Regions from separate parts of the Homo sapiens genome. Here regions 2 and 3 are each linked to region 1. Evidence: chromatin contacts called from ENCODE Hi-C or POLR2A ChIA-PET data. All regions are on one chromosome and are shown on one strand. The core of a region is the stretch at or near the end of the contact, and the rest is flanking DNA. Distances in the headings are between cores, read along the strand shown. Region 1 holds the start of LRG1 (leucine rich alpha-2-glycoprotein 1). Region 2 holds the start of FSD1 (fibronectin type III and SPRY domain containing 1). Region 3 holds the start of MPND (MPN domain containing).

What was found. A loop is a pair of places that touch in the nucleus more often than their neighbours do. ChIA-PET counts read pairs that join two places held with the same protein, here RNA polymerase II (POLR2A). Pooled maps may share reads with other maps.
Region 2: a loop to region 1 is called in a pooled map, with 2.5 times the contacts of the local background. The contact joins the promoter of FSD1 here to the promoter of LRG1 in region 1. A Hi-C loop is called at or near these places in 1 of 50 pooled maps.
Region 3: a loop to region 1 is called in a pooled map, with 2.7 times the contacts of the local background. The contact joins the promoter of MPND here to the promoter of LRG1 in region 1. A Hi-C loop is called at or near these places in 1 of 50 pooled maps. POLR2A ChIA-PET finds 5 or more read pairs at or near these places in 4 of 52 experiments (HepG2, PC-9 and WTC11).

Annotation. Positions count from the first base shown.
Region 1 is chr19:4,538,377-4,541,979 of GRCh38, forward strand. LRG1 (leucine rich alpha-2-glycoprotein 1) reads right to left here and starts at 1,660. Exons shown (of 2, transcript NM_052972.3): 1 at 1,606-1,660; 2 at 1-575. The coding sequence starts at 1,637.
Region 2 is chr19:4,302,582-4,306,184 of GRCh38, forward strand. It overlaps FSD1 (fibronectin type III and SPRY domain containing 1), which reads left to right and starts at 2,017. Exons shown (of 13, transcript NM_024333.3): 1 at 2,017-2,180; 2 at 3,365-3,460. The coding sequence starts at 2,166. RefSeq lists a silencer at 1,971-2,140.
Region 3 is chr19:4,341,516-4,345,118 of GRCh38, forward strand. MPND (MPN domain containing) reads left to right here and starts at 2,047. Exons shown (of 13, transcript NM_001300862.2): 1 at 2,047-2,085; 2 at 2,193-2,479. The coding sequence starts at 2,079. RefSeq lists enhancers at 959-1,078, 1,099-1,830 and a silencer at 1,899-2,188.

The DNA.
Region 1 (3,603 bases), core at 410-2,909:
AGGTCTCCAACTGGTTCTCCCCAAGGTCAAGGGTGCGCAGGAGGGTGAAGTTGGCCAGCAGCCCGGGGGGCAGTTTCCGGAGGCGGTTCCCAGACAGGTCCAGATGCCCCAGAGCTTTCAGGCCGTGTAGCCACGAGACCTCCAGGACCTCCAGCTGGTTTTCTTTCAATACCAGGGTGTCCAGGGTGGCTGAGGCCTGGAAGAGGCCCGGGGGCAGCCCGGTCAGGGCGTTTCGGGTTAGATCCAGCACCCTCAGCTGCGGCACTGGCCGCAGGAATTCGGGCGAGAGGCTTTCCAGCCCATTGCTGGAGAGGTGCAATTCTTGGAGCTTAGAGGCGCCCTGGAGGAGGTTGGCTGGCAGGTGGGTCAGGTTGAAGAATTCCACGGCCAGGTGCACGGTGTCGGCTGGCAGGTAGCCGGGGATTTCGGCAGGTGGTTGACAGGAGATGGAGCTGCCATGGTCTGAGCGGAACACCTGGCAGTCTTTGGGGCTCAGGGTGACCCCCCAGGCTGAGGCTGCCAACAGCAGCAGCAGGAACAGAGTTCTAGAAACATGGGGTTGAATGCCCCCTGGGCTGCAGGCAGTAACAGAAGATGCTTACTAAACCACAGTGAAAATACACTCAGCTAGGTGAAAATACACCAGCAAATCCGCCCACTTCTTCCCATCTCTGCGGCTACCAGCCTGGACTATGCTACCTCATCTCTCACCTGTACTAGGGCAGTTGCTTCCTCCTCCTCTTCCAGCTTCTACCCTCACCCCCGACAGCTGCCAGAAGTGGCCCCTGTTCCAGGGAGAATTATAATTCTAGGAAAGTTGAGTTTCTGAGTGTAACTCCCGCATAATATGAATACACTTCCCCATCACCAGCCTAGCCCCCATGAGCTGTTAATTATTCACAGTCCAACTTGCTAGTTTCTTCTGATCTGGCTTATTTTCTGGGTCAGTCCTTGTCTCCCTGGCTCTGTGTTTTGATGTGAACTCCTATTCATCCTTCAAAGCCCCAGCTCCAATGCCCTCTTTTCCATGAAGACTTCTCTGCTCTGGGATCCTGGTCTTTTTGTCCACTCTTGACCAATTGGGTGCTTGGAGGAAGACAGACGTTCAGGTTCATGTTTTTGAGACAGAGTCTTGCTCAGTTGCCCAGGCTGGAGGGAACTGGCATGATCACAGCTCACTGCAGCCTCTGAACATGAAAAGTGTGTCCTGCTTTGGCCAGGTCTGAGGGTGGGCATTTGGCCTTGGGAAGCGGTGGTTTACACTTAGCACCACAACCCTTGGAAGCCTGGGGCTTCCCCTCCTCCTCCAGGGCTTCCCTGGCCCGGCAGCCATCAGACATGATCTCGACAGCCTTGGTCACTGTGGCCCCAGGCCTCTAACAAGAAGCCTCCCCCGGCTCCCTGCTGCCCATGCCCACCTGGGCTTCTGTAGGGGTGTGTGTGTGTGTGCACGCGCCAGTCTTTCTGTCACAGATAAGGTTGATCTGTGCCAGCCACCAGGCCTGTATCTGCTCCCTGTGACTTCTATGGGTTAGCTGGAATGTCCTGTATCTCCGCATGGTCTGGCGTTCAAACCTGCCTAGGACAGGTAGTGTGGGGACCTACCTTTTTGGTCGCTGTCTGCTCCAAGAGGACATGGTAGCTCTGCTCTTTTGCTTCTGGGTTGTCCTGGCCTGCGGAGGTGGCCTTATACCTGCCTGGACTGGGGGCAGGGGAACCAACCCTGGGGAAGTCCCCACCCCCGTCCAGTTCCTGATAGGGGCTGAGCCTAAGCCAGGCAGGGGAAGGGGAGGGGTCAGGATTACAAAATTGCTTCCTGGAAATTGTTTCCTGTTCAACCCCTTTTTGACCCTGCTTCTAGAACACAGGTTTTTCTTTCCTTGCTTCCTGATTTTTGGGGGGCATCCAAGAGTCTCTCTAGTTGCATCCTCACTTCCCCCAACCCGGAGTTCAAGGGTCAAGGTTTGCAAGGCACTATTCCTGGAGACAGGGACAGCTCTCTGAGCAAGAGGAGGGATTTACCATAAACTTGAGCAACCCAGAAGCTCACTGAAAAGAACAAAAAAACTCGTCTTGATTTCATGGTATGTTGATATTGCTTTTTTTAAAAGAAGTCATTTTAAAAATACAGTCCAATAGTGAGTAATGCCAAACGTCTCTACGGTCCTTAGACAGTGGCTTGGGAGGAACCAAACCTGGTTCTGAATTCCAGCTCTGTCATGAACACCTTTGCTTTGTGACCTTTGGCAAGTGACTTAACTTTTCTTGGCCTCAGTTTCCCCATCTATGAAGCTGAACTCAAATCTCCAAGGGCTCCTTCTGCCCTTTTTTCTCTTCATCTGAATCTGACATCCATGCTATTGTTTCCATTCTTCCTCATTTCCTATTAAATGCGTTTGGAGGCTACAAATTTCCCTTTGAGAACAGCTTTGGCTGCATCTCATGGACTTGGCTGCAGAGTGCTTGCATTCTTGTTGAGTTCTAAATATTTAGGTATGATGGTGTCACCTTTATCTGCAGCTATGACTATTTTTTTTTTCTTTTTTTTTTTGAGACAGAGTCTTGCACTGTTGCCTAGGCTGGAGTGCAGTGGCGTGATCTCCACTCACTGCAAGCTCCGCCTCCCGGGTTCACGCCATTCTCCCACCTCAGCCTCCCGAGTAGCTGGGACTACAGGCATGCACCAGCGTGCCTGGTTAATTTTTATATTTTTAATAGAGACAGGATTTTGCCATGTGGCCCAGGCTGGTCTTGAACTCCTGAGCTCATGTGATCCACTGGCCTCGGCCTCCTAAACTGCTAAAATTACAGGTGTGAGCCACCATGCCCCGTCATTTTTTTTTTTTTTTGAGACAGCATTTTGCTCTGTTACCCAGCTTGGAGCAGTGTGGTGCAATCATAGCTAACTGTAGCTTTGACCATGGGTCCAAGGCCTCCCAAGTAGCTGGGACTACGGGCACGTGCCACCATGCCTGGCTAATTTTTTTTGAGATGGAGTCTCCCTCTGCCACCCATGCTGGAGTGCAGTGATGCAATTTCGGCTCACTGCAAGCTCCACCTCCTGGGTTCAAACGATTCTCCTGCCTCAGCCTCCCGAGTAGCTGGGAATACAGGCACATGCTACCATGCCTGGCTAATTTAAAAAATTCTTTTGTATGTTACCTAGGCTGGTCTCAAACTCCTGGGCTCAAGGAATCTTCTCAGTCTCTCAAAGTGCTGGGGTTATAGACGTGAGCCACTGCACTCCGTCAGTCTTGTGCCCTGCCCAGTCTCCGGAGCCCAGCCGTTAGTTGGTCTTAATCAACATGGACTGAGAGGAAGGAAGGCTTGTGAAATGTAGTGACACAGTAACAAAACGATCCATTAAAATGAAATGAGATCACATCCCTGCTTAAAACTCTCTGATGGCTTCTTGTCCCACTTAAAACAAAATTCATAAGGCTGGCCAGGCGCAGTGGCTCACGCCTGTAATCCCAGCATTTTGGGAGGCCGAGGCAAGCGGATCACCTGAGTTCAGGAGTTCGAGACCAGCCTGACCAATATGATGAAACCCCGTCTGTACTAAAAATACAAAAATTAGCGGGGCGTGGTGGCGGGTGCCTG
Region 2 (3,603 bases), core at 767-3,266, 240 kb before region 1:
CGGACCAGGCAACATGGCTCATGTCTGTAATCCCAGCACTTTGGGAGGCCGAGGCAGGTGGATCACCTGAGGTCAGGAGTTCGAGACCAGCTTGGCCAACATGATGAAACCCCTACTAATTTCTACTAAAAATACAGAAATTAGCTGGACATGGTGATGGGCGCCTATAATCCCAGCTACTTGGGAGGCTGAGGCAGGAGAATGGCTTAAACCCGGGAGGCGGAGGTTGCAGTGAGCCAAGATCACGCCACTGCACTCCAGCCTGGGCGACAAGAGTGAAACTCCGTCTCAGAAAAAAAGAAAAGAAAGGCAGTGTATGCAAGTGAGTGGGAGGAATCCACCCCTGTGAGCTTTCTGGAAGGCTCTACATAAACACATCTAGGTACAGGAAGACACAGTGCGAGAGCAGGTGGCTCCGTGGGGGAGGGGCAGGCGACATAGGCCTGAGCAGTGAGTTAAATGACAGGGTCCCTGCCTCAATTATTTTGCTCCCAAAATGTCTTTCTTTTGCTGGGCGCTGTAGCTCACACCTGTAATCCCAGCACTTTGTGAGGCTGAGGTGGGAGGATCACTTGAGCCGAGTTTAAGATCAACCTGGGGTAACACAGCGAGATCCAATCTCTATTAAAAAAAAAAAAAAAAAAAAAAAGATACAGGCTGGGCATGGTGGCCCAGGCCTGTAATCCCAGCACTTTGGGAGGCCAAGGCGGGTGGATCACCTGAGGTCAGGAGTTCAAGACCAGCCTAGCCAACATGGCAAAACCCGGTCTCTACTAAAAATACAAAAATTAGCTGGGCCTAGTGGTGGGCGCCTGTAGTCCCAGCTACTCAGTGGGGTTGAGGCAGGAGAATCGCCAGAACTGGGGAGATGGAGATTACAGGGAGCCGAGATCCTGCCACTGCACTCCAGCCTGGGCGACAGAGTGAGACTGTGTCTCAAAAAAAAAAAAAAAGATACAAAACCAACCCAGGGTGATGGTGCATGCCTATAGTCCCAGCCACTCGGGAGGCTGAGGCAGGAGAACCGCTTGAGCCCAGGAGTTGGAGGCTGCAGTAAGCCATGATTGCGCCCCGTTACTCCAGCCTGGGCAACAGAGTGAGTCCGTCTCTAAAAAAAAATAATAATAATAATTTAAAAAATCTTCCTTTGAGGTTCAGAGAAATAGATTTCTGTTGATAACTTTGGGTCCTATTACATGACCTGCTTGGGGGTCCCGTGGAGGAGGTTCATGGGCTCTCGAGTTCCTCCCAGCCCTGCATCCCTCACCCCTGATTCTGTAGTGCATTCTGGGAGGAGGTGGCGAACCCACAGACCTCAATGTCTCAGACCCAACTGCAGAGTGACCTCCTTTCTCACTCGGACCTAGAAGGCCTGCATCGTACACAGCGTTCCCCTCCACCACAGGGAGGTTCTGCGGTGGCTATGCCTGCACCTCCCCTGCAGACACGTACACCCGCCCAGCCTCCCCTACCCACTCCTTCCCCTCCCCAGAACATTCTGAAGCTCCACCCTTCCCCCCACCGTCTGCTGAGGGACCCTGGATAGATTAGCCCCCAGGTCCTTCCAAAGCTGGACCCAGACATTCTTAGCTTCCGCACCTGGGCTGGCACGGAGACTTCTGGAGGAGCTGTTGGAGCCTGGGGCTTTGTGGGGTGTATAGGAGTTCAGTTGTGACATAGGGACAAATGGAAAGAAGGCACTGGAGGCTAAACACCCTCTTGGGCAAAAGCCTTAGATTTTCAGTAAATGCCAGGCGGGCTAGACAATTTGAGTAGCAACGGATAACCTGTGTGAGTGAACAAGTGGGGAAACTGAGGCACGGGAGCATTAGAGATGATTCTGAGGTCCCACGGCAGGGCCAGGGGTCGAGCCCCTTGTCTTCTCATCCAAGGCTCTCTCCAGCTCACATATCACCACCAACACCGCCCAGTGAGCCCCAGGCGCTGGATGTGAGGGCTCTGGGCGAGGCCAGCGCGGAACTACATTTCCCAGGCGGCCGCGGCGGGTGCGCCTGCGCAATGCGCGCGGTGATGGAGCGCTAACCGGGGGCGCGGCGGCGGCGAGGGCTCGGCGGGCCATTGGCTACCGGCCGCGGCAAAGGCAGCTTGGGGACCCAGCGTGCGCGGGGCCCGCGGGCCGGGCCGGGGTGACCTGGGCTGCAGCCATGGAAGAACAGAGGGTAGGACGGGGTGGGGCAGGGCGGGCCCGCAGGGGCGTCGGGGGCGGGGAAGGGGACCAGGTGTTGCCGCAGCGCCCCCACTCCCTCCCCGCCTCCACCCCAGCTGCTCTGCGGCTGAGGCCCCACCCCATTCGCGACCCCGCCCGGATCTAGCCCCCCTACCCCAGTTTGGGACGCAGCCCCCCCACATCTTGGCTTGGGGCCAGGCACGTGCCTTCTACGCCCCCCCACCCTGCCCAGTATCCCAGTCCCATCCCTGACCCCCATCCCCCACGCCCTCCCTCCTGGCCGCGGACCAGGCGTCCCGGCCCCCCGCCCCACCCCTGGAAGACGCCCCGCCAGCTCCGCAGTGCGGACCCCACCGACCCTGCCCCAGGAAAAAGGAGCAGGTTGGAGCCTGGGTCAGAGCAAGAGGCTCCCGAGCGGGATCCTCCCTCCCAGAATCCCCTGCCCTTCCCCAAGACCTCCCTGCCCCCTCCCCGCTTACCTGGCGCCCCCGCATCCCTGGCCCCCAGGTTCCACCTTTGCCCAGGTAATTTCTTTCTCCTTGCTTATCTTTCTCCCCCAGGTAGGCCCCACCCCTGTTCCGAGGCTAGCCCCTATCCCAGGCTATCCCACCTCCCTGGGGTTTTTCCTTCCACCGAGAACCCTTTCCCCAGGTTAGCCCATTTTCCAGCAGACATCCTTCTCCTCTGGGGTTTTCTGTCCTCAGGCTAGCCCCTCACGCCCCACCTTCAGGATGTAGGTATCGGGTTGTAGCCTTTGTGCTCAAGCACGCCTGGTTCGGGGCCAGGGTCTGTCCCTTCCTGAGAGGTTCTCTGTGAGCCTCAGTTTCCTCTCCTGTAATATGGGGTAGCTTAGGGCGCCCAGCTGCTATGGGTGAATTGTATCAGCCCGGAGCTTTACCTCCTGGCTGGTGCCCAAGCTCAATAGCGTGGCAGCCCCCACATCTCCTCTCTGGATCCCTGGAGGGGAGCGCGGGTCAGGGAGCCTGGCCAGGCTGACGGGCTCACCTGCCTGCCGTGTGTGTGTGCGCATGTGTGTGCATGTGTGTGCGCACGCGTGTGCATTTATGTACGTGTGTGCATGTGTGTGCACGTGTGTACATGTGCGTACACGTGTGTGTACCTGTGTGCGCACATGTGTGTGTGCACCTGTGTGTGTCCACACTTCTGGTGGTGCAGGAGGCCCTGAGGAAGATCATCAAAACACTGGCTGTGAAGAATGAAGAAATTCAGAGCTTTATCTACTCCCTGAAACAGATGCTGCTGAACGTGGAGGTGAAGGCGGTGGGGCAGTCCTGGGGAGGTAAGGGGAGGGGAGGAAGCTGGAGGGTGCAGCCTTAGGAACTGGCCCATTGCTGTTGATGCCTGTGGGAGGTCTCAGGTTCCCTCTCTGAACACGGGCTTTGGCCGATTCTGGC
Region 3 (3,603 bases), core at 797-3,296, 200 kb before region 1:
GACTTGGAGACCAGCATGGGCAACATAGTGAGATCCCCTTCTTTTACAAGAAAATTAAAAATTAGCCAGGCATGCTGGTCACGCCTGTTGTCTCAGCTACTCTGGAGGCTGAGGCAAGAGGATCATTTGAGTCCAGGAGGCCAAGGCTGCAGTGAGCCATGATTACACCAATGCACTCCAGCCTGGGAGATAGAGCAAGGCCCTGTCTCGAAAAGAAAAGAAAATAGGCTGGGCGCAGTGGCTCACACCTGTAATCCCAGCACTTTGGGAGGCTGAGGCAGGTGGATCACCTGAGGTTGGGAGTTCGAGACCAGCCTGGCAAACATGGTGAAACCCCTTCTCTACTAAAAATACAAAAATTAGCTGGGTGTGGTGATGTGCATCTGCAGTCCCAGCTAATTGGGAGGCTGAGGCAGGAGAATCGCTTGAACCTGGTAGGCAGAGGTTGTAGCGAGCCAAGATCTTGCCACTACACTCCGGCCTGGGTGACAGAGCGAGACTCCGTCTCAAAAAAAAAAAAAAAAAAAAAAAAAAAAAAAGAAAAAAGAAAAGAAAAGAAAACAAAATAATAATATGGGAGGGAGGTGGTAATAGGTGCATTTTAGAAAGAGCCCTCTGGGGCAATGGTGGAAGACCGACAGGGTGGGGCATGAGTTTGGAGGCCTGAGACTCACTGCGATGGCCAGGATTTGGGTGCAAGAGGCTGGAGGTGTGGCTCAGGGTTTTGGAAGGCAGGGGACGGAAAAAAAGCCAAAGAGAAAGTGCGTAAGGAGTTGGGGAAATAAACTGAGGCCGGTTTGGGCTATGCTGAGTCTGCAGGCCTTGGGGATGCCCGTTGTTGGCTGGACAGTCAGGGTGGGGCCCCTAAAGGGTGCCTGGGCTGGACAACAATAGTTCACATGTACCCAGCTCTTGCTCTATGTCAAGTCTTCTTCCTGAGAACATTCCCGAGCACCCTGGAGAGCCTCCCCCGCACCCCTACTGTCCAGTTCCCACTTCCCGACTGCGGTCTGGGCAAAGCCACCCGCACTTGAGCCCATCCCACGGCGTCCCGGAGCTTTAGGAAGTCCCCATCCCGGACTTTCAACCCTGCCAGGGACTGAGGGAAATCCCAGAGCCTGGGCTCCGGGACGAAGGTCCCAGGACAGGGTCGGGGATGTAGTTGCAGAAACAGGGTAGGGGACAAAGGCCGGGGCTGCACTGATCAGGCGCGCAACGAGCCCGGCCCTGCCTCCTGCTCCGCCCAAGGGTATGGAGGGCCGGACTCGGCTGGCCTTATACCCGGAGCTGATTGGCTGGTGAGTCCAGTCCCTGCCTCTGATGGTTTGCGCTCATAACTAAGGGTTTCTACTGATTGGTTTACATGGACGTCTGCCCATTGGTCAAATCCGAGTTGGTGTAATCAGATAGTTGACACGGATTGGTTGGTGCGGGAATCCAGTAGCTTGCTATCGATTGGTTGAGGGTGAAATAAATGGGACTCTTATCATTGGCTGGCGGGCTCCGCAACGGTCCAATCATGGAATCAGTCGAGGGCCGCCCGGGAGGGTGGGAGTTAATTCTTTAGCGACTGAGGCCGGCTTGGGCTCTTTGGCTCCACCTGTGTCTGCGCGAGGCTGTTCCCTATTGGAGTCCGCATTGTTCCCCTGGACCTGAGTTTCTCCCCTGGTCCTAAAGGCCGAGGCCTCTGAGTTCCTCAAGTGCGGTGACCGCAGGTCTCACCTTCTCCTCTCCTTGCAGCAGGCTGAGCCACTCGCGCACCCGCCCCAGGCTTCCACCTTGCAACCTCTATCCCTGGACAGCGAGGCCTCAGTTTCCCCATTCGCACCAATGAGCTCCCGGTCAACACCCCGTCACGCCTCAGTTTCCCGAATGTTCCCAGAGGGCTGAGTTCCCGATCTCTCTCCCGCGTGGGCATCCCCGAGGCCTCAGTTTCTCCGCCCACCCCAGCGCGCCGAGCCCTTCCCCCGACCCCGGCGACGGCCAATGGTTGGGGCGCCCCTCCCCTCCCCGGGGCGGGGCCGCGTGACGTGCCGGGAAGCCGGAGTCTAGAGCTCCGGGCGCGGGGAGGCGCGGCCATGGCAGGTACGGCGGGCCCAGCGGGGCGGAGGCGCGGGGCGCGGGGCTGCAGGGGCGCGGGGCTGCAGAGCCGTGGGGCGAGCGGCCTCCCTGCAGCCTCTCGCTGTCCGCAGCTCCGGAGCCGCTGTCCCCGGCGGGCGGTGCGGGCGAGGAGGCGCCGGAGGAGGACGAGGACGAAGCGGAGGCCGAGGACCCTGAGCGGCCGAATGCGGGAGCGGGCGGTGGACGCAGTGGCGGCGGCGGCAGTAGCGTCAGCGGAGGAGGCGGCGGCGGCGGGGCCGGGGCGGGGGGCTGCGGCGGGCCCGGGGGCGCGCTCACCAGGCGCGCGGTCACACTGCGGGTGCTCCTCAAAGACGCGCTGCTGGAGCCTGGCGCCGGGGTGCTGTCCATCTACTACCTGGTGAGCACCCCGCCTCCCTCGTCCCATCGCGGCTCGGGCAGGAAGGGGAAACTGAGGCCTGGAGTTCCCTTGCTGCAGGACAAGCTTCAGTGTAGGGAGGGGACACTGAGGCCCGGAGCTCCCTTGCTGAGAGACGAGCCCCGGTGTGGCGAGGGGAAACTGAGGCCCGGGGCTCCGTTGACTGCAGGAAGAGCTCCAGTGTGAGGAGGGGAAACTGAGGCTCGGAGCTCTCTTGGCTGCAGGAAGAGCCCCGACATGAAGAGGGGAGACTGAGGCCCGGAGCTCCCTTGGCGGCAGGAAGAGCCCCGGTGTGAGGAAGGGAGACTGAGGCCTGGAGAGCTCCCTTGCTTTAGGACAAGCCCCAGTGTGGGGAGGGGAAACTGAGGCCCAGAGCTCCTTTCCTGCAGGAGGAGCTCCCGTGGAGGGGACACTGAGGCCCGGAGCTCTTTTTACGGGACAAGCCCCATGTGGAGAGAGGAATCTGAGGCACAGATGGGTCCTTCTGGTGGGGAGGACGTAGATTACCAAACACCCCATCCCACAAAGGAGAAGCTGAGGCTCAGAGAGGAGCCACCACCCGCGCAGGGTCAGATGGGCAACACCCCGGCCTTCCTGTGGTTTCCCAGCCGTGAAATGGAATATTTCCCCACCATGGGAAAATTAGGGGATGGTTAAATGAATAAAGCCCTCAGCAGGCGCCTGCCACATGGTAAGCACTTTATCTGTGGTAGGTATTAGTACTTTTTTTTTTTTTTTTTTTTTGAGACAGAGTCTCGCTTTTTTGCCCAGGCTGGAATGCAGTTGCTCGATCTCGGCTCACTGCAACCTCTGCCTCCCGGTTCAAGCGATTTTCTGCCTCAGCCTCCCGAGTAGCTGGGACTACAGGTATGCGCCACCACGCCTGGCTAATTTTTTTTTTTTGCAGTTTTAGTAGAGACGGGGTTTCACTATATTGGCCAGGCTGGTCTTGAACTCCTGACCTCGTGGTCCGCCTGCCTCAGCTCCCAAAGTGCTGGGATTATAGGCGTGAGCCACCATGCCCGGCCTTTTTTTTTTTTTTTTTTTTTTTTTGAGACAGAGTCTCGCGCTGTTGCCCAGGCTGGAATGCAGTAGCATGATCTCGG